Linked DNA regions of Mus musculus: region 2 is linked to region 1. The links are chromatin loops, found by intact Hi-C in ENCODE. Cell type or tissue: left cerebral cortex. All regions are shown on one strand. Each heading gives the region's core, and the rest is flanking DNA. Links, peaks and the distances in the headings are about the cores only.

The links. Peaks named below come from ENCODE experiments on the same cell type or tissue, not always from the same donor. Only the 100,000 strongest peaks of a DNase experiment are listed, where the experiment ranks them.
Region 2: a loop joins it to region 1, with 7 times the contacts of the local background. A loop is called at or near these places in 2 of 42 quality-filtered maps.

Annotation. Positions count from the first base shown.
Region 1 is chr3:42,900,571-42,910,592 of GRCm38, forward strand. No RefSeq gene overlaps it. Among named protein-coding and RNA genes, the nearest start is that of D3Ertd751e, 1.2 Mb to the left of the region's middle. In left cerebral cortex, for the core only: no CTCF peak of the experiment used is centred there; DNase peaks (open chromatin) are centred at 3,341, 4,818, 5,146, 5,940 and 5 more places; H3K27ac peaks cover 2,940 bases.
Region 2 is chr3:42,778,724-42,788,745 of GRCm38, forward strand. No RefSeq gene overlaps it. Among named protein-coding and RNA genes, the nearest start is that of D3Ertd751e, 1.0 Mb to the left of the region's middle. In left cerebral cortex, for the core only: no CTCF peak of the experiment used is centred there; DNase peaks (open chromatin) are centred at 5,054 and 5,702.

The DNA.
Region 1 (10,022 bases), core at 1,340-9,339:
TCTGCCACTAGGACTGAAATCTAATTTGACTGTCACAAAAATGTAAAATAAAGCTGAAGCTAGAGAAAACAGAGATGTTTAACTCTCTAGTTAGCAATAACATTGTCTACAAGTAGCAATCATCCCTTCTCAGGCATAAATAATAGGGCCCTGGAGGGATCTGTGTAATCCTTGAAGAAAATAAATGTCAGTAGTCCAGTGGTAGTGAAAGGTACATAGGGTGCCCTTAGAGGACTCATAGAGGACAAAGTGATAGAATGAACAACACGAAGTAAAGTTTCCTATATTGTAGGAATGCTGGAGAAGGAATAGCCTCTAAAGTGTACATGTATGTTTATATGTATATACATATGCATATGTATAATATCCATATATGTATATGCACACACACATATACATATATTCCTGCAGGACAAGAAATTTGATTGTCATCACCCTCAGTGTAATATTGGGGTCTTTATACTAGAGGCGAAAATCAAAACTAACAATTGGCCAGTGTAATGCTGATGTGAAGAAATCTTGGCATCTCTGTTGAGGAATAGAGAGAATGCATCAGAATGGTCTTAAGAGTCAGCACCTGCCCTGCAGTCTTTTGTTCCCTGAAAGACTAAAAACTGAACAGTTATCAACTTTCGAAACTAAAAGTTATGTTGAGAAAAGTAATAATGTTTCTATGGTTTTATGCATGGATAAGTTTTGAATAATAAGGCCTAACAATAATTGTGACTAACTCCTTTGATTTTTATGTAGGTATTATAGATGTGTATCTCATTAATTAAAGTTTTATAATTTCTCCCCATGATGACAGATTGAAAAATAACATTTAAAACACATTTGAAAGTTATTACAAAAATAACTTTCCATTTAGTAATAATGGGTAAGAAGTTTTAATATTTTTAGGAAATCCTTAATGCTTTCAGCTTTTTTGCTCTCTATAATCAGAATAGAAAGTTTTAGTAAGAAATGATTATCTAAGTTATCACAATTTTACTGTCCTGAACAATGACATACTTCTGAGATATTGGTGGCACTTCATTAGTATATGATGAAATGAAAATAATTAAATGAGATGGGATTAAATGTTGGAACAAAAGTTCAGTTAAACAATATTTTCCAATAAGTTTATACTTTGTATATTAGATTTGGTATATATATGAAAGATTATCGATCCATAATAAAGCTAAATCTAACCATAACAGCAATGAGAGATATGACAAAGATATATTTTTCCAGACACAATGAAAAAACTAAATGTAATAGAGACTGTGTCTAGAAAGTCAGTTTTAGGGAAGGACGAATTTGGGGAAACCTTCACGGAGTAATCAGTCTGCAGGAAGACAGAATAGAATGTGTGCCAAAACTAGAGTGAGGGCATTTAGAATATAAGAAAGATTTTATGAAGAACTAAATGATCAAAGTGTTTTTGGAAGTGCCAACAAAATAGTGTTGGTTTAATTACAGAGTATCTAAATATGTTCTTAAAGAAAGATAAAGACAGATATGGAAGGGACTTCTATGCTAGAGGAAGGGGATCTACCTTGACCCACTCACAGTAGAAAACAAGACAGCGTGTAGACACACTAAGGACAGGGAATGTCTATTCATTTGCTCATATTCCCAAATCTCAGAATAGTGTGGGCAACACAGGTGAGCTATCAGGCTTTGTTTATTTATTTTGTGAGACATTCTGTGTACCCAAGCATGGTCTTGAATTTCAAATTCTCCTGCCTTTACCTCCAAAATGCTGAGATCACATGCCAGGGCCATCCAGGTGTTTGTTTTTAGCACTTCGATAATAAACTAACAGCTGCAAGTGTTTACTGGGGTGATTAATACTACAAGTGTATCTTAAATAGATTATTTGGCAGTAAGTTGGTAATGAGGATCAGATTGGAAGTTAATAAATATCCCTTGTACAATGTGACAAGATTGACGTAGCATTATTGCTGTAAGTGTGTTTGGGACATGTTAAAGGGATACAGAAGTGGTATTGGGTAGCATCTTAGGAAAGGAGGCTAAATAGAAATGTACGGTGGTAGAAATTTATTACCTAAGTAAATAAATTATGCCTGGTATCAGCAACTAAGTATTGCAAGGAAACCTGCAAAGAGTGAGTATTCTTTAGATATGTATTGAATAGTGTTATTTATCTTAACCCAAGATTTTTTGTTTACCCTGACTGGTGATGAGAAACTCATATTTATTCTGTCAATTTCTAAAAATTTTCTATTTTTACTCAAATCTATCCATAAGTAATGGGTCATATGTTTATGTAAGCCCAATTATAATTTACAACTTAGTAGTTCCATGCATTTCTGATATTTCTATATTTTAAAAAGGCAGCTATGTTTTCGCAAAGTTTGTAGATATTTCAAGAGGTGTAGAAATGTGGATTCTAAAATTTTGTAAAATTAAAATTGGGCAATTTTTCTCAAAGATACTTAAAAATAATTCAATAGTAAGTGATTGTTTGCACTGATTTTTGATATGGACAGTTGGTTTACATTCAAGGAAGTATTTCTAGAAGTGCCTTCATCAGACACCCTCTGTTATAAATTCTGCTGTGAACAATGTTGTGTGTTTAGTAAAGATACAGACCTATAAACAACTTTAGACATTTCCTGTCAAGAGTTTGAAAGCCTTATAAAAACTCGAGGAGAGAGAGAAGAAAGGGACAAACATTTTAATGAAAGGATCAGAACACTGAGTCTGGTTCAACAAAAATAGATGTTAAGTACTTTGAACAGAGCAGAGTAACTTCAGACAATGTGGGGATGCATTGCAGGATTCTCAGAGATGCTCTGAAGAGAATGTGGAAAGAGAAGCCACCTGCATTGGACTGGAAACCATTCTCTTCATTTCATAAGGACTTGCTCAGTTGTTTTTCATTTTCGGTTTTTGGATGGATCAGCATAATATCACATTAAAATCATTAGTCACATTTTATAGAAGCAGTTGTGGATAAAACATTGAGAAATTATTCTAATTCATGTAGACATTTATAGCTAAAAACCAAAAAAAGTGCTCAGTTACTAAAGAACCACAGTTTAGAGCCACAGAGCTTACATTTGCATTATAATTTTCAATAAGCGTGGAGTTTTGCATAGGAATAGACTTTCAATCAGTAGCCTTTTTATTTTATTTTCACATATTTGCTTGAGAAATAGCATAATAAACTAGGACCTTAAAATTCCTATGAATAACAAACCCAAGTTTGCATGCTGTAGGATCTTAATGATCACATCCATGGTAACAAAGCAGAGCATTCTAGATGCAGTAATAAACTTACCACAGTAAACGTAAGCTCGCTGCACTTCAAAAAAGCACCACCAAGAGGGAAGATGCCCATTGTTTCCAAAGCACCAAACTCTGGAAAAACAGACACATGAGATGCATTTCTAACTTATACATCTGCAGGCTTATGTTTTTTTATTTTCATTTTTTAAAAGAATGTGTCAGGTTGCTGGCTAGAAGTTGAAAGAACTCTAATCTTAAATTTATCTCCCTACAGGTTTTTTCTATTTTCTTTTTCTATGTCAGCAGGGCTTTCATTGATGTTTCAAGCCCTATTTAAATATCTGATGGACATTAAGAATAATCTCTTTTAGAACAGTGCTCTGGGTTCAATGTATTACTAGTTTTAGTATTTCAGAAAGCACACAAACTTCTCAAGACCCACCTATCTACTCATCTGAAGGCTCAATTTCTCTTTGTAAATTAAAACTCTCCTCATTAGCATCTTCCTTTAATTGCCATCTGCTTCTGACACCTCATCTAGCAGAGCCTTAGACCACAGTTATATTTAGGTATATTCATTGAAGAGGAATGAGGATGTTGTGTGTCTACTAATAATGTTTTCAGGAGTCTGTGTATAGACTTGTCTTGGTTGCTATTTATATAGTAAGAGACAAGAACTTTTTATTCTTCTCAGGAGCCTTCTCCCTCAATAAATAAAATATAAGCTAAGCCAAGATATTAAATGAATATTTTGCATAAATTAAGTATTTGTGTGACCCTATCTTCAAATATCTTTTCATGCACTTCAACTTCTAAATAGATCATTAGGTTCCAAATTGTATCTTAATGGAGGGTGGGGTAGGAATAAAATAAAGGCCTCAAGACACAGGTGAACTGCTATGCTTAAAACATGATATCAAAACCTCAGAATCAGGGTCAGTTTGTTCTACACAGGGAAATATCATAGTAGACAGTAGGGTCCTCTCCAGCTTGTGTATCCCCTTGTGACAGGTATTGGTGAGTGGTAGCAGCAGGCAGGCAGAAGCAGGGGCAGGTGATGCCTATGAGTGTCACAGCTCCCATGCAAACCTGGAGTACTGGGGCCTATGATCTATAAGTGTTATAGATCTCCTGTAGGTCAAAGAAGTCAGAATTTCTCACTGTTTCTAGCAGCTGGCTTTGACGAGTCAGGGTAGGTTTAGGTACTGTGATTCCTCAGCCCATGACAGTATCCAATATACACTCCTGAATCTGGGTTACCTGAGACACTCGGCCTAAAAGCTTGGCAGCTCTCTGGAAGCCTTCCAATAACCAGGGCAGGGCAACTTCTCTTCTATGACTCTTATAACCATGTCGCCTTTTTATTCTCAGCTCGCTATCCTCTTCCTTCTGTCTCCTTGCTCCTGTCTTGACTGCTATCTTAAAGTTCAGTTGCTCATCTTCATCTGTCAATCATCCAGCCCCCTTGCCACTCTGGCAGCAGAGCTTACTGACTGCTGAGTTGTCACTGCCATCCTCACTATCACTCTGCTGTCTGAGGATTCAGAGTTAGCAGCTCATCTCACACTGCTAAAAGCAGGCAAGAAAAGACTGCCCCACAGAAGCTGCCTTTCTCCCTCATAGTGAAAAAACCAGGAAAGGCAGCACTTTTAGGTGCCTCATTACTGATTCACCATGTTGGCTGAACAGCTTGCTTACCTAGTCAGTGAAGGATGTTTGGACCAATCACAACAAACATGCTATGCAAATAAAAGTATGAGTTTGGGCCAATCACAGCACTGTCTTTTTAACATCCCTCTGGGCAGTTCTTCTGTGATGATGACGTCACAAGTGCCTAGACCCCATTGGGACATTGGTAAAGGTGGTTTTAGGGTTCTGTAGAATATAGTGAAGCCTGTGATATCAAAAATGTCTTAAACTGTTTTAAACAGCCCTGTGTGAAGTTGAGTCTTCCGCAGTTGGAGTTGTCATCACTTGGGTAGGTTTCCCAAGGTGTTAGTGAAATGTTCAAAATGGCCAGTGCTTATGTAGGAGCAGTTCTAATGTTTGACATGGTTGATAGAAACAGCGAAATAAGAAACTGTTGACAGCTGCCAAGTAGCAAGTCAAATAGGCCCATCCTTAACATATTTTCTCATTTACAGGAAGTGAACACCAGAAAGAATGCTTAAAAATAGCTAAAGGAACTTTTGATTAACACTTAGAGTGATGTGAAACAAAATTTAGCAATGTTTATCACTCACAGTGTCCTAGGGAGAGATGAGTATCTGTCACCTGTCTCAATGTTAATGTCTCACAGACTCTCAGCAGCAAAATGAAGGATTATGATGGACTCTGTTTATTCTTTCATCAATATTTCAGAACAAACCATGATAACATCTTAGCATGAGCATCTTCCATAACTGTATAAAGAACATTTAGTACAACTATTGTTTGTTTATGAATGATATCCATATACTATTCCGGATAGATTTAATAGAGCCCACTGACTGTCTTTTTATGTTAGGTTAAAATGTGTCTTAAAGTTTAAATGCTTAAAGACCAAACGCTTAAATGTAAAAGAGTTACTTTTGTTATATTTTCTGCTTGGCTATTTATAATGTTGCGAAAAGCTCTTCCTTTCCAGTTTCATGTCTAGTTTGACTCATTTCAGACAGATGAGGTGTTCAACCACCTACTGGTTTCATTCTCCCTCTACCCACCCCTCTTCATTTCTCTGCATTGTTTGTGAGCTTTCCTTTAAAATATTGTGAGCAAATAGATTAATACCAAAGTAGAATACCTGAAAGATATGTGGGGATCATTTGTGGAAAAATACTCTTGTTACAAACAAAAATTTTAGTCTTTTGTGCTCTGCTGGTAAAGTATTTGTTGCCCAGGCATGAGGAATTCAGTTAAATCCACAGAATCCATATAAATATTCTGGATGTGTGGGTATGTGGTTTTAATCTCAGCAGTGGGAGGCAGAAGGGGCTCTCTGAGGCTCACTCCCGAACCAATCTCACAGTATTGCCAAGCTCCCACTAGCAAAGGGTCCTTCCTTCAAAAGCAAAGTAGACTGTTCTGTAGGGTTACACCTGGAGTTATCTTCTGACCTTTACTAACATGAACACACATATGTTTTGTAGTATTTTGAATGAGAATGGTCCTCATTGGCTCAAATGTTCGAATACTTGGTTCCTAGTTGATTGAACAGTTTGGGAAAGATTAGGAGGCATGACCTTGTTGTGAACGTATGTCCCTGGGTTGCGTGGTCAGTAGGGGAATGCTGCAGAAGGTCCAGTGACTAGAGCAGGTTCTGAACTTCTGGATCTTCCAGGGTTGCTTCTAAGCTTCTAGATTCACACAGTATTCCATCTCTTTCCTTCCAATGATCGATCGTGGCCATGCTGATTCCAAGAGTCCCCTAACATTTTTTTTGGTCTCGATTCAAAGAAGAATTCATCGAGGTTGACTGAATTTTAACTTCTTTATGAGTTCAAACCCTTTCATTAGTCTCCAATTATATGTTGTCACTAAGTTATTATAAATCGTTATTATAGGGTATGAAAAATGGTCTGCTTCTTTTACCTATCCCTAGATGATGTATACATGCATGTCCATTCTACCTCAACCCTAGTGCTATTTTGAGGCATTTCTGTATAGGACTGCAGGTATTATCCTGTTGCTGTTTTTCCTGAGTGGCCATTTTGTAAGAGTTCATTTTGTATGAGTTCATGGACACACAGACACACACTGGCACACACACACACATATACGCACTTACAGACACACAGACACATACACAGATAGAGAGGAAGAGAGAGAGAGACAGAGAGACAGAGAGAGACAGAGAGAGATCCTATACACACAGTAAGCATGAAGGACAAGACATAAATGGATGGCTGAGATGATATTAATTAGACATGGGGCAAACAACAGCCCTAAGGACTCTAACTGTTTTTACTTAGGGAAGTGAACTGTTTGGACTAATTGCTGCTCAGCTTCTGTAGGAAAGCCCCACTTGAGTAGAATCTCATCAACTGCAGAGGAGCTAGACTGGTATTGTAGAAAAACTAGTCTTAATATAAATATTTTATTTTTAATAAATATACCTTTATTGCTTAGGTTTCAAAATTTCCTTAACACATGCATGTTGTTCAACTCTATTTGATGTAATATATAAAGGAGCCACCTGTTTCTAGGGAAAAAAGAAGTGAGCTTAAGTTTGGACTGTGGCCAAATTTCATGAGTGACAAATTTGTGAGCAGCAAATTTAGCTACAAAAAGCACAACCTAGAGGAGACATAACTGCTACATCTATCTTTGGTTTGAATGCTCAGGAGCTATATTGGCTACAGATATGGAAAAGGGAAAAATAAGGAGTGATCTCAAAATAAAAAGCAGGATAGTGTAGAAACCAAGGAGTTATGGCAGACGAATACTTGGTAACAGAATGTTTATGAGTGAAGTCTTATTTAAGCTATCTAAATTATTACTGATCACGGCTAAAGCTTTAGTAGTCACAAAGTGTGCTTGTTTAAGGTGAGAAAGCCATGTGTAATTGAGAACTCTTGCTTGTAAGGCAACAAGAGTAAGATGAGACATTAAAGCAAGTCCACAAAGCATGAGACAAAATATCCTTAAGATTAAATAGACTTGAAACACTAGAATGCACCAAGTGATTGAGATAATTAAAGTGGAGCAATTGAGATGTAAAGACAAAGGTGAAAGCTCTTTCTGAGGGCAGTGTAGCAAGCATTCACTCTCATAGTCAAAGATGCATGGCAGTCTCAGTCCTGAGAGAGGAGCTGGATGCCAAACCTTCACCCTGGGCTGCCTAGCAACCATTCTTCTGGGCAGGGCAGTGCACAAGCTAATCTCCTTGGTAAGCATTTGTAGCTATTAATTTAATTAGCAGAGGCAGTGTAGCATGATTCATTCCCAGGCAATAGCAAAATATTAATGAGGATTTTGAAATTCTAATCTTGAATACACATGTGGTGAGCTATTCCCTAGTTATATAGTAAGCTTGGGAAATGTGTATATATATAATTTATAATATATACATATATTGTATTGTATATACTATATATAGTGTGTGTTTGTGTGTGTGAATGTGTGTGTGTGTAAAATTTTAAGTAATTTTTAAGTAATTTTTAAGTAATACAGAAAACACCCTTTGTAATCAGGTTCGAAGTAATTTCTTGAAGACACTATAACTATGAATTTTCTCTCCAACCCCACTGCATAAGAATGCATTGCCTAAATTTGCTATTGGAGATGGCATGGGGGTTTATGACTCCAAAACTCTATAAATCCCAATACTCTCTCAATATCCCCAATTTAATTGTGCTCTTCCTAAGAAGGTCTGTGGACTTGCCAAAGTAACTGTCTTCAAGGCAAATTGTGTCAGATACCTTTCAAGGGCTATTAATGCTCTTCTTGTTAGATGGTGTGAGGCTGAGCGTTCAGCGATAACGAAAAATGTATGGCTTTGGCTCTGAGGCTGTGTTTTATCCCCACAGGGTTGCTACTCAGACCTCTTCACTTCAATTTAATAAAAGACAGTTGTATTTCAGATGTTTGAGAGAGTCATGTTCCACCAAAGGCGGATCACCCAGCATTCCCTGTACTTCTAACAGTTTCCTCTGGCCAAATGCTTTAATGTGGTACTGCCTCTTGATTTTGAAAATAACTTTGGAAAATGAACTTTCCATGCTGTCTTGAGCCTTAGTAAAGATACACTGGAAAATTAAAATCTCTTATATGCTTTTGTTGTTCCTTTTATTCTTTTTGGTAGAATGCAATTAGAAATGTTCTAGTTCCTGAAGGCTGCAAGAATATGTCACCTCTTTCTACCTCTGGCGACTGCTGTGCCAGTGATCCCTTTCTGTTTTATAATAGTATCTCAAGCTAGAAATTACTTCTGGGGGACACTTGTGAACTGATTATGAATGAGGTCAAGGATGTTAAGTGACTGGAGGGAAAAATGTGAGTCAAAAGTAAACGAAAATAACAATAACAGCATCAGAGAGGTTTGTTTAGGCTTCTTCTGGAGGATGTCACTTTTAGAGACAGCTCCTTCTCTCTCTTTCTGTCTCTGTTTCTGTCTGTCTCTATCTCTATTTCTCTACATCCCTATCTATATCTCTCGGTCTCTGTCTGTCTCTATCTCTATTGTTTCATCAAGAAAAGTTTGGGAACCCTGAAAGACCAGTCCAGTCTGGAGCCAATCTGACTTGTACACAAGGCTTATGCACAAGGGCTTTGATTCACCAGCCTTGAGCTTGGACTCAGCTCACCACTGACACTCAGGACCATTTTGATGGAGAAGAGTCCCGAACTCTCAAGATTTTATAGAAAGCAGCAAGGACGGGGTGTTTCCAGCCTGGCAAGCAACTAATTGGCGTGCTACTCTGATCTTTTAGAATAATTGGCTCTTGCTGGGAGCCAAACCATAAACTTAACTTCTGATTTCCTCTGCATTGGTGGTTGTTAGGCAGGGGTGGGCTTGTAACCTGGGGGAGCAGTTTTTTTGGGGGGGAGCCTGGAGATACAGGTCTTGTTGGGATTAACATAGCTACTAGAGCTAGCCTCAGATTTTGTTGGGGGATAACTTGGAAACTAATGCTAGGTACTGGTTTGAAATCACTGGTTGTCCATTCCTACAAGTTCTGTGCCAACATAAATCCAGCACATCTTGCAGAAAAGGCAGATTGTAGGTGAAGAGTTTTGTGTTTGGGTTGGTGACCAAGTTTTTCTTTTAGTAGCCTGCCTAGTACCTTTCTGTGCAGAGACTAGAA
Region 2 (10,022 bases), core at 1,184-9,183, 120 kb before region 1:
TTTCAGCCAGATCGTAATAAGCTTTTCCTGGCTTTGAAGAATAATAATGTGTCTGCAGTTACATCATGTAACCCCTATATAAGCTGCACAGGCTCGTGGGAAGCGAAGCAGCTGGTGCTTCTCCCATTTCACAGATTGCAAGAGGAAGCCTTGTCCCCAAGGTCATGCATCAGGTAAATAACATAAGGGAGAGCAGCCGCTGTGTTCTGAGTTCGACATTTTGAACTTTTCAAAGTGTGGTGCTCATCTTGGAAGAAGAGGAGGAGGAGGACAAGGAGGACAAGGAGGAGGAGGAGGAGGAGGAGGAGGAGGAGGAGGAGGAGGAGGAGGAGGAGGAGGAGCTCTGCTGTGAGAATGAGAGCACTCTAAGAAGGGATCCAAAAGTGTTCCCTTGCCCACCTACTCGAAGCATCTTAGCAAACCAACATGCTGCAGAAAGCTCTGGCTACCACAAAGGGGCAGGGGTAACACTGGATACTTGTTTGTTTTTACATTACCAGACACACAGGTTCAACCAAGTGTTCCAAATAGAGACATTAACAAAACAATCATTGTCTCAGAATTTGTAAAGATGATTTTCTACCAGAAGATAGGCTTTGAATCAAATAACAGAAGTTGCTTTGATTATAGTCTCAGACACAAAGTCATGGGGTAAGGTGGTTTGAGGAACTATAAATGAATTTCACTGAACCTTTTAGATCAGGCAAAGATGGGAAAGAAATCAAATATCTTTAGTAGCTAGGTCATATGTGTTTTCATTTTTGATTTTTGGAGAAATCTCCAAACTGATTACTACAATGGCCATATAAGTTTGTGTTCCACCAACAGTTTATAAATGTTCTTTTTCTTTCTCCACATTCTTTCCAAAATTTGATGCCAGATTTGTTGACTGGGCTGAGGTGATATCTCCACGAAGTTCTAATTTGCATTTCTCTGATGGATAGGGATACTGAACACTTTTTAAAAATAGTTACTGGGCACTTGTGGTCCTAGGACAATGGAAGCTCTTGGGTGGTTCAGGGACTCCAGCAACAATAAAATAACAGTGGACCACTAAGATTCTAAGAACTAAACAACAGATTCTAACAAGAGTTAAGTTGGGATACATTGCCTTAATCCTTTTTCTATTTAAAGACATAACAACAATGAGACATTCACATTCAAGTAGTAACCAAGAATCTCTATTTAACGATATTTCAATTAATATAAAAGTGGGCCAACAAAGGATACCGTCAATAAGACAAAAATGCCACCAACAGACTGGGAAAGGATCTTTACCTATCCTAAATCAGATAGGGGAATAATATCTAATATATATAAAGAAATGAAGAAGGTGGACTCCACAAAATCAGATAACTGCATTAAAAATGGGGCTCAGAGCTAAACAAAGAATTATTAACCGAGGAAAACCAAATGGCTGAGAAGCATCTGAAAATTTAGCATCCTTAATCATCAGAAAAATGAAAATCAAAACAGCCTTGAGATACCATCTCACACAAGTCAGAATGGCTAAGATAAAAAATTCAGGTGATAGCAGATGCTGGCGAGGATGTGGAGAAAGAGGAACACTCTTCCATTGCTTGAAGGATTGTAAGCTTGTACAACCACTCGGGAAATCAGTCTGGTGGTTCCTCAGAAAATTGGACATAGTACTAACGGAGGATCCTGCAATACCTCTCCTGGGCATATATCCAGAAGATGTTCCAACTGATAAGAAAGACACATGCCCCACTATGTTCATAGCAGCCTTATTTATAATAGCCAGGAGCTGGAAAGAACCCAGATGCCCCTCAACAGAGGAATAGATACAGAATATGTGGTACATTTACACAATGGAGTACTACTCAGCTATTAAAAAGAATGAATTTGTGAAATTCCTAGGCAAATGGATTGACCTGGAAGGCATCATCCTGAGTGAGGTAACCCAATCACAAAAGAACTCACATGTTATGTACTCACTGATAAGTGGATATTAGCCCAGAAACTTAGAATACCCAAGATACAAGATACAAAGCACATAAAACTCAAGAAGAAAGAAGACCAATGTGTGGACACTTTGCCCTTTCTTAGAATTGGGAACAAAACACCCATAGAAAGAGTTACAGAGACAAAGTTTGGAGCTGAGACAAAAGGATGGACCATCTAGAGACTACCATATCCAGGGATGCATTCCATAATTTGCTGCCAAATGCAGACACCATTGCATACACTAGCAAGATTTTGCTGAAAGGACCCTGATATAGCTGTCTCTTGTGAGACTATGCCGGGGCCTAGCAAACACAGAAGTAGATGTTCACAGTCAGCTATTGGATGGATCACAGGGCCAAGAAGTGGGAATGAGTGGGTATGGGAGTGGGGGGGGGTATATGGTACATTTACACAATGGAGTACTATTCAGCTATTAAAAAGAATGAATTTATGAAATTCCTAGGCAAGTGGATGGACCTGGAGGGTATCATCCTGAGTAAGGTAATCCAATCACAAAGGAACTCACACAATATGTACTCACTGATAAGTGGATATTAGCCCAGAAACTTAGAATACTCAAGATATCAGATACAATATGCTAAACGCATGAAACTCAAGAAGAACAAAGAACAAATTGTGGACACTTTGCCCCTTCTTAGAATTGGGAACAAAACACCCATGGAAGGAGTTACAGAGACAAAGTTTGGAGCTGAGATGAAAGGATGGACCATCTAGAAACTGCCATACCCGGGGATCCATCCCATAAACAGCTTCCAAACGCTGATACCATTGCATACACTAGCAAGATTTTGCTGAAAGGACCCAGATGTGGCTGTCTCTTGTGAAACTATGCTGGGGCCTGGCAAACACAGAAGTGGATGCTCACAGTCAGCTATTGGATGGATCACAGGGCCCCCAATGGAGGAGCTAGAGAAAGTACCCAAGGAGCTGAAGGGATCTGCAATCCGATAGGTAGAACAACAATATGAACTAACCAATACCCCCCAGAGCTCGTGTCTCTAGCTGCATTTGAATCAGAAGATGGCCTAGTTGGCCATCAGTGGAAAGAGACGCCCATTGGTCCTGCAAACTTTATATGCCTCAGTACAGGGGAATGCCAGGGACAAGAAGTGGGAGTGGGTGGGTGGGGGAATGGGTGGGGGAGTGTGTGGGGGACTTTTGGGATAGCATTGGAAATGTAAATGAAATAAATACTCAATAAAAAAATTAATGGAAAATGTAAACTTGGTTCACACACCCACACCCATATATATAAATATATACATACACACACATATATATGCATATGTGTGTATATATATGTGTGTATATATATATATATATATATATTCACATACATAATGAAATACTACTCAGTTCTAAACAAAAATTAATTTATAACTTAATAAATTTGTAAAAAGAAAAAGGATGGATTTAAATATAGAAAACTAAGACACACTACCTCAGAAAGAAACCACGTATTCTTTCTCAAATAAGAAATCTAGCCAACTATATATAAGTATAAGTGAACAAATGTACATGTAGATATAATAATTAATAAAAGAGGAGAATACATTTAAATATAAAGAGAGGGCAAACGTCGGGCATGGTGGCAAATGTCTTTGATCCCAGAACTTGGGAGGCAGAGGCACGTGAATTTCTGAGTTCGAGGCCAGCCTGATCTACAGAGTGAGTTCCAGGACAGCCAGGACTATACAGAGATACCCTGTTGAGAAAGAGAGCGAGAGAGAGAGAGAGAGAGAGAGAGAGTGAGAGAGAGAGAGAGCGAGAGAGAGAGAGCACAAATACAGGTAATGGATATGAGTTTATAAAAACAGATATAAAGTGAATGGATTTTAAAGTTCTAATTCTGTTGTTGGATTTTGCTTTAGGTTGTGGTTAAGTATATAATATTCCATACTGCAAGTGTAAAATTTAATGTGAAGCTTCACAGCTTCTGTTTTAAATGTCAATTCTAACTTTATAAAGTTCATTAAGTTTCATAGCCTTTTTAAATATGAAAGTTTATAATTTTTAAAAAAGAAAGCAATGAAGCACTTGGGACTCAGTAAGCCAGCGGCCCTCCAGATAGATTCATACATGGGAAAAAGTGAAAGAATTTCATATGACCAGAAAGTTTAGTTTCCATTTTAACTGGCATAGAATTTTCTGTTGATGATGTTTGTGGTAAGGGTGAGACATTTCATTTTAATTCAATATTTTTCCCAAATGATAGTAATTGAAAGATAAATTACAATAATTTGCTAAGTTTTGATTCTACAGAGAGTTGATTTTTGTCAAGTGGGAACAAGCATTAAGATTACAGATAATAGGAGATTGGTTAATATAAATTATATCAGGTCATTTTCCTTGTAAGCATTAAAACAAAAGGAACTTCATTATTCTGCCACATCAGAGTGATAGGACCTTCCTCAAGAAGTTCTGTAAGTCTCTTGTTTTCAAGGGGGAAATCTCTATTGGGGGAGATTCTTGGTTCCTTAAAAATGTTAGATTGATTGCATGGTACTCAGCACAAAGCATTCTGTTAGGATTTGGATTGTTTAAATCTTGTCTGAAACAATGATTTCCTACACATGAGGGAATAAATATATTAGCTGCTATAAAGTCTCTGTGTGTGTGTGTGCATGTGTGTGTGTGTGTGTGTGTGTGTGTGTGTGTGTGGGTGTGTGTGTGAGAGAGAGAGAGAGAGAGACAGAGAGAGACAGAGAGAGACAGAGAGAGACAGAGAGAGACAGAGAGAGACAGAAAGACAGAGACAGACAGAGACAGACAGAGAAAGAGACAGAGACAGAGACAGAGAGACAAAAAGAGAACAAGAGGGATGCCTAAACCCATGTGTGTTTGTGTATGGGATAGTTGTCTGCTATGCTTTAAAACTCTGGCCTCATGCAAAACACCCCACCATCCCAGAAGCAGTGCTGTGATGAACTGCTATCTCTCTGGGTTTTCCAATGTGGCAGCCATAAGCTGCATGTGATCATGGAGTACTGAGAATTTTAAAACTTTCTTTCATTTAAATTCAAAAAGCTACAGATGGCTAGTACCAACTGTACAATTGACACGAAAGGGGAATTCGGGAAAAGACTCTTCAGTTCCCACGACAATATGTTTGATACATTTGACATAAAATTTAAATTTCTGTGTTTTGTGACCTGAATGTAATTGGGAAAAAAAGTGTTTTCCCCATGTAAGGGAGAACTTACCTGGAACAAAAATGAAGGTATGACAAAAAGCTCACTTCCCAAACTCACTAGGGGAATTAAAAATTATACGTGTTCATATAAAAACATTCCACCCAAACATGTAAATAGAAATTCACAGAATGTAATTCTTTCAGAACCCCCAAAAGTTAAAAATAAACATCCTCCTTTATATTTCCACTTGAGGAAAGCTATTTCGGAAAAAAAAACCACAGAAGAAACATAAAATTAAATTAATAAAAATAGTTATGCAATAAACCATCAGGAAAGTCTAAAAATTGTTTCATAAGATAAAATGGGAAAATAATCTGTGGTCAGCCAAGTCATTTCTTTTCACAAAACACCCTTTCTCTCTAAAAATCTATTTGGATCTGAAGACATACTTTTGAATATGAAAAAAATATAACAGTACACATAACAAGAAGTACCTTTTGGATAAGGAGATGACTCAGTGTGTAAAAGCACTTGCTTCCAAGAATAAAGAACAGGCTTAAATCCCTGGGACTTAGATGGTAGGAGAGAAACACCTCCTACAAAGCAAGTACAAGTCTAGTGGAGTCAGCTCCGAATGGACACTGTGTCACACACTCAACCACATTCACACACACAGACAAACACACACACTAGATACACTAATAAATATATAAATTCGAGAAAAAGTTTTGCATCTTATATCATAGCCATGTATTAGCATTCCTCAAGGATAATTATAATCATCGTAATAATAAAAAATATTAAAAAAGAAAGAAAGAAAGAAAGAAAGAAAGAAAGAAAGAAGGGAGGGAGGGAGGGAGGGAGGGAGGGAGGGAGGGAGGGAGGGAGGAAGGAAGGAAAGAAAGAAAGAAAGAAAGAAAGAAAGAAAGAAAGAAAGAAAGAAAGAAAGAAAGAAAGAAAGGGACCATATACAATTAATTCATTGAGAGAGCTATCAGGGACCACCAGATGAGACTCCTATCCCAGATCTCCTCTGCAGGCCCCTCCAGGCAAACCCAGCAGCAAGTTCTTCCCAGTCTCCTCTGAACTCTATTCCCAAGGCCATAGCTCTGCTGCATCCTTGAAGGCCTGCTGCCACTCACTACAACCAGGGGAGACCCCCAACCCTAATTTCCCTGCCTGCTGAGTCCCCTGGAAAGCACAGAAGCAATTAGGTTTGCCCCATCCCATCTGCATTCAGTCTTCTATCTATCAAGAATTACACCTGACTTCTCAATAGAGACTTTCAAAGTCAGAAGGGCATAGGCAAATATATTGCAGACTGGAAGAAGCCACAAATGTCAGCCTAGACTACTGTACCCAGCAGCCACATCTGTACCTGCAATCTTGAGGCCTTGAGCTATCAAGGAACACCAGTTCTGCCTTCATTCCTGGAGGTTGCCCTCTACTCAGAACATCCAGAGACCTGAAGGCATCAGGGATAAACAGCTTTGCCTTCATCCCTGAAGCCAGCTGCCACCATGGCCAACCCCCTGATCTGCAAGCCAATAGGCCTGCTGCCATCAGAAACTGCCAGTTCTTCCTGCATTCCTAGAGGCCTGTTGCAACCTGGTATAATTACCTCTAACTGCAACCCCAGAAGGCTGCTGGCATCAAGGAACACCAGATCTATCAGCAGTCCCAGAGACCTGCTGCTATCAGGGACCATCAGTAAGCCCTGCCAACACCAAAGAGAACCAGATTGCTAAAGGCCAGTGTAAGAACAATCAGCCAAAATCAGGGCAAAATGGTACCACCAGTACCCATCTATCTTACTACAGCAATCCACAAATGGCCTATTATACCTGAATTGCAGGAAAATGGCCTCAACCCTAAACTTTTGAAGATGATAGAGGCCCTTAGAGAGGAACCACATAAATCCTTTAAAGGAAAACAGAAAAATGCAATTGAACAGGTGAAGGAAATGGATAAAAATTCCCAACACCTGATAATGGAAATAGAAGCAATAAAGAAAATACAAACTGAGGCAATCATGGAGATAGATAGCCTAAGAAGGAGAATAGGGGCTACAAGCACAAGTGTCACCAACAAAATACAAAACATGGAAGAGAGGATCTCAGGAGTAAAAGATACAGTGAAGGCGTTGATACACTGGTCCAAGGAAATGCTAAGTCTTAAAAGTTTATAACACAAAACATACAGGAATTTTGGGACACTATAAAAAGACCAAACCTAAGAATAATAGGAATATAAGGAGAAGATTCCTAACTCAAAAGCCCAGAAAGTATCTTCAACAAAATCACAGAAGAAAATTTCTCTAAAGAAAGAGATTCCTATAAATCTACCAGATTTACAGAACACCAAATAGATTTGACCAGAAAAGAAAATTCTGCGACATAATAATCAAAATACTAAATATATAGGACAAAGAAAGAATATTCAAAGCTGCAAAGAAAAAAAGGCCAATTAACTATCAAGAATTACACCTGACTTCTCAAGAGAGACTTTCAAAGTCAGAAGGGCCTTGGCAAATATATTGCAGACTGGAAGAAGCCAAAAATATCAGCCTAGACTACTGTACCCAGCAAAATATTCAATTACCATAGATGGAGAAACCAAGATATTCCATGAATAAACCAAATTTAAACAATACCTTTCCACTAATCCAGTCCTACATATGATACCAGAAGTAAAACTGCAACACAAGGAGGGTAACTACACCCATCAAAACACAAGAAATAAATAATTTCACATCAACAAAACCAAACCAAAGGACAAGAAACACACACACACACACACACACACACACACACACACACACACACACAGACAGATGGAGAGATATTTTTACTACTAATATCAAAATAGCAGGAATTACCAATCATTTCTCATTAATATCTCTCACATCATTGGACTCAATTTCCCAATAAAAAGATACAGACTAAGAAAGTAGATACATAAACAGGATTCATCATTCGGCAGCATACAAGAAACATACCTCAGTAACAAACAGATAACACCTCAGAGTAAAGGGATGGAAAAAGGTCTTCCAAGAAAACATACCCAAGAAGCAAGTTGGCATATCAATTTTAATATCCAATAAAATCAACTTTTAACCAAAATTAATCCAAAGAGATGTTGAAGGAAACTTCACACCCATCAAAGGAAAAATCTTTCAAGTTGATGTCTCAATTCTGACCATCTATGCTTCAAATGTAAAGGGCACACACATTCATTTAAAAAAAATACTAAAGCTTGAATCACACATTGTACTCCACTCATTAATAGTGGGAGATGTCAACATTCAACTCTCATCAATGATCAGGTCATCAAGTCAGAAACTAAACAGAGGTAACAAAACTAACCGAGGTTATTAATCCAAAGTACCTAACAGATATCTACAGAACATTTCACCCAAACATAAAAGATTATACATTCTTCTTAGCACCTCATGTAACCTTCTTCAAAACTGACCATATTGATAGTGACAAAGCAGCTCAGCAGACACAAGAAGATTGAAATAAGTCCCTTCTTAGAAAACCATGAGTTTAAGCTGGACTTCAACAGCAACAGAAACACCTGAAAGCCTACAAGCTCATGGATACTGAACACTCATGGAAAATGACACTGGATCAAAGAAAAAATAAAGGAAGAAATTAAATACTTTCTAGAATTCAGAGAAAATGAAAGCACAATATTCTCTTGCTTGTGGAAGGTAATGAAAGCAGTGCTAAGAGGAAAATTCATAGAACTAAGTCCCTTAATAAAGAGATTGGACAGACCCCATACTAGCAACTTAATAGCACAAATGAAAGCTCTAGAACCAAAAGAAGCAAACATGTCACACCAAAGGTGCATAGAAAGTAGGAAATAATCAAACTCAGGGCAAAAATCAATCAATTAGACACAAAGAGCACAATACAAAGATTCAACAAGATAGACAAATGGTTACCTAAACTAACTAAAAGGCAGAAAGAGAATACCCAAATTAATAAAAGCAGAAATAAAAAAGGAGACATAACAACAAACAGTGAAGAAATCCAAAGAATCTTGCAGTCTGCACAAGATCAACAGAGACAACTCTTGGGGGCTCCCAGAGACTTTACCACAAAAGAGCACACATGGGCTGGATCTAGCTCTCTGACATCCACAGATATGTAGCAGATATGCGGCTTTTTCTTCATGCAGGTCTTCCAATAATCAGAATAGGCAGGTGCAGTCGCTAACTCTGTTGCCTGTCTGGGGCTACTGTTACCCTAACTGGGCTGCCTAGTCTGGCCTCAGTGGGGGGGGGGGGGGTGTGCTTGGGTCTGCAGTGACTTATTGCCAGGGTGGGTTGGTACCCATCAGAGGGCTCCCACTTCCCAGAGAAAAAGGGAAATGGGAGGAGTTTTGTGAGTGAGTACTGAGAGGGGGAGCTGTGAGTTGGATGTAAAGTGAATAAATATGTAAATTAATGGAAAATATAAACAATTCACTGAAAAAAATACATGCTGGATGAATGAAAAGTATCTGAAACACATTGAGCAAGTATGGCTGTTAAACTATGGCAATTGAAGATATTTAAAAATTTTGGCTGATTTTATGTGCAGATAGGTCCTTGATCCACTTAGACTTGAGCTTTGTACAAGGAGATAAGAATGTGAGGAAGAGCCTCGAACATATGAGCACAAGGGGAAAATTCCTGAAAAGAACACCAATGGCTTGAACTATAAGATCAAGAATTAACAAATGGAACCTCATAAAATTGCAAAGCTTCTATAAGTCAAAGGACATCGTCAATAAGACAAAAAGGCAACCAACAAATTGGAAAAAGATCTTTACCAATTGTAAATCTGATAGAGGGTTAATATCCAATATATACAAAGAACTCAAAAAGTTAGACTCCAGAAAACCAAA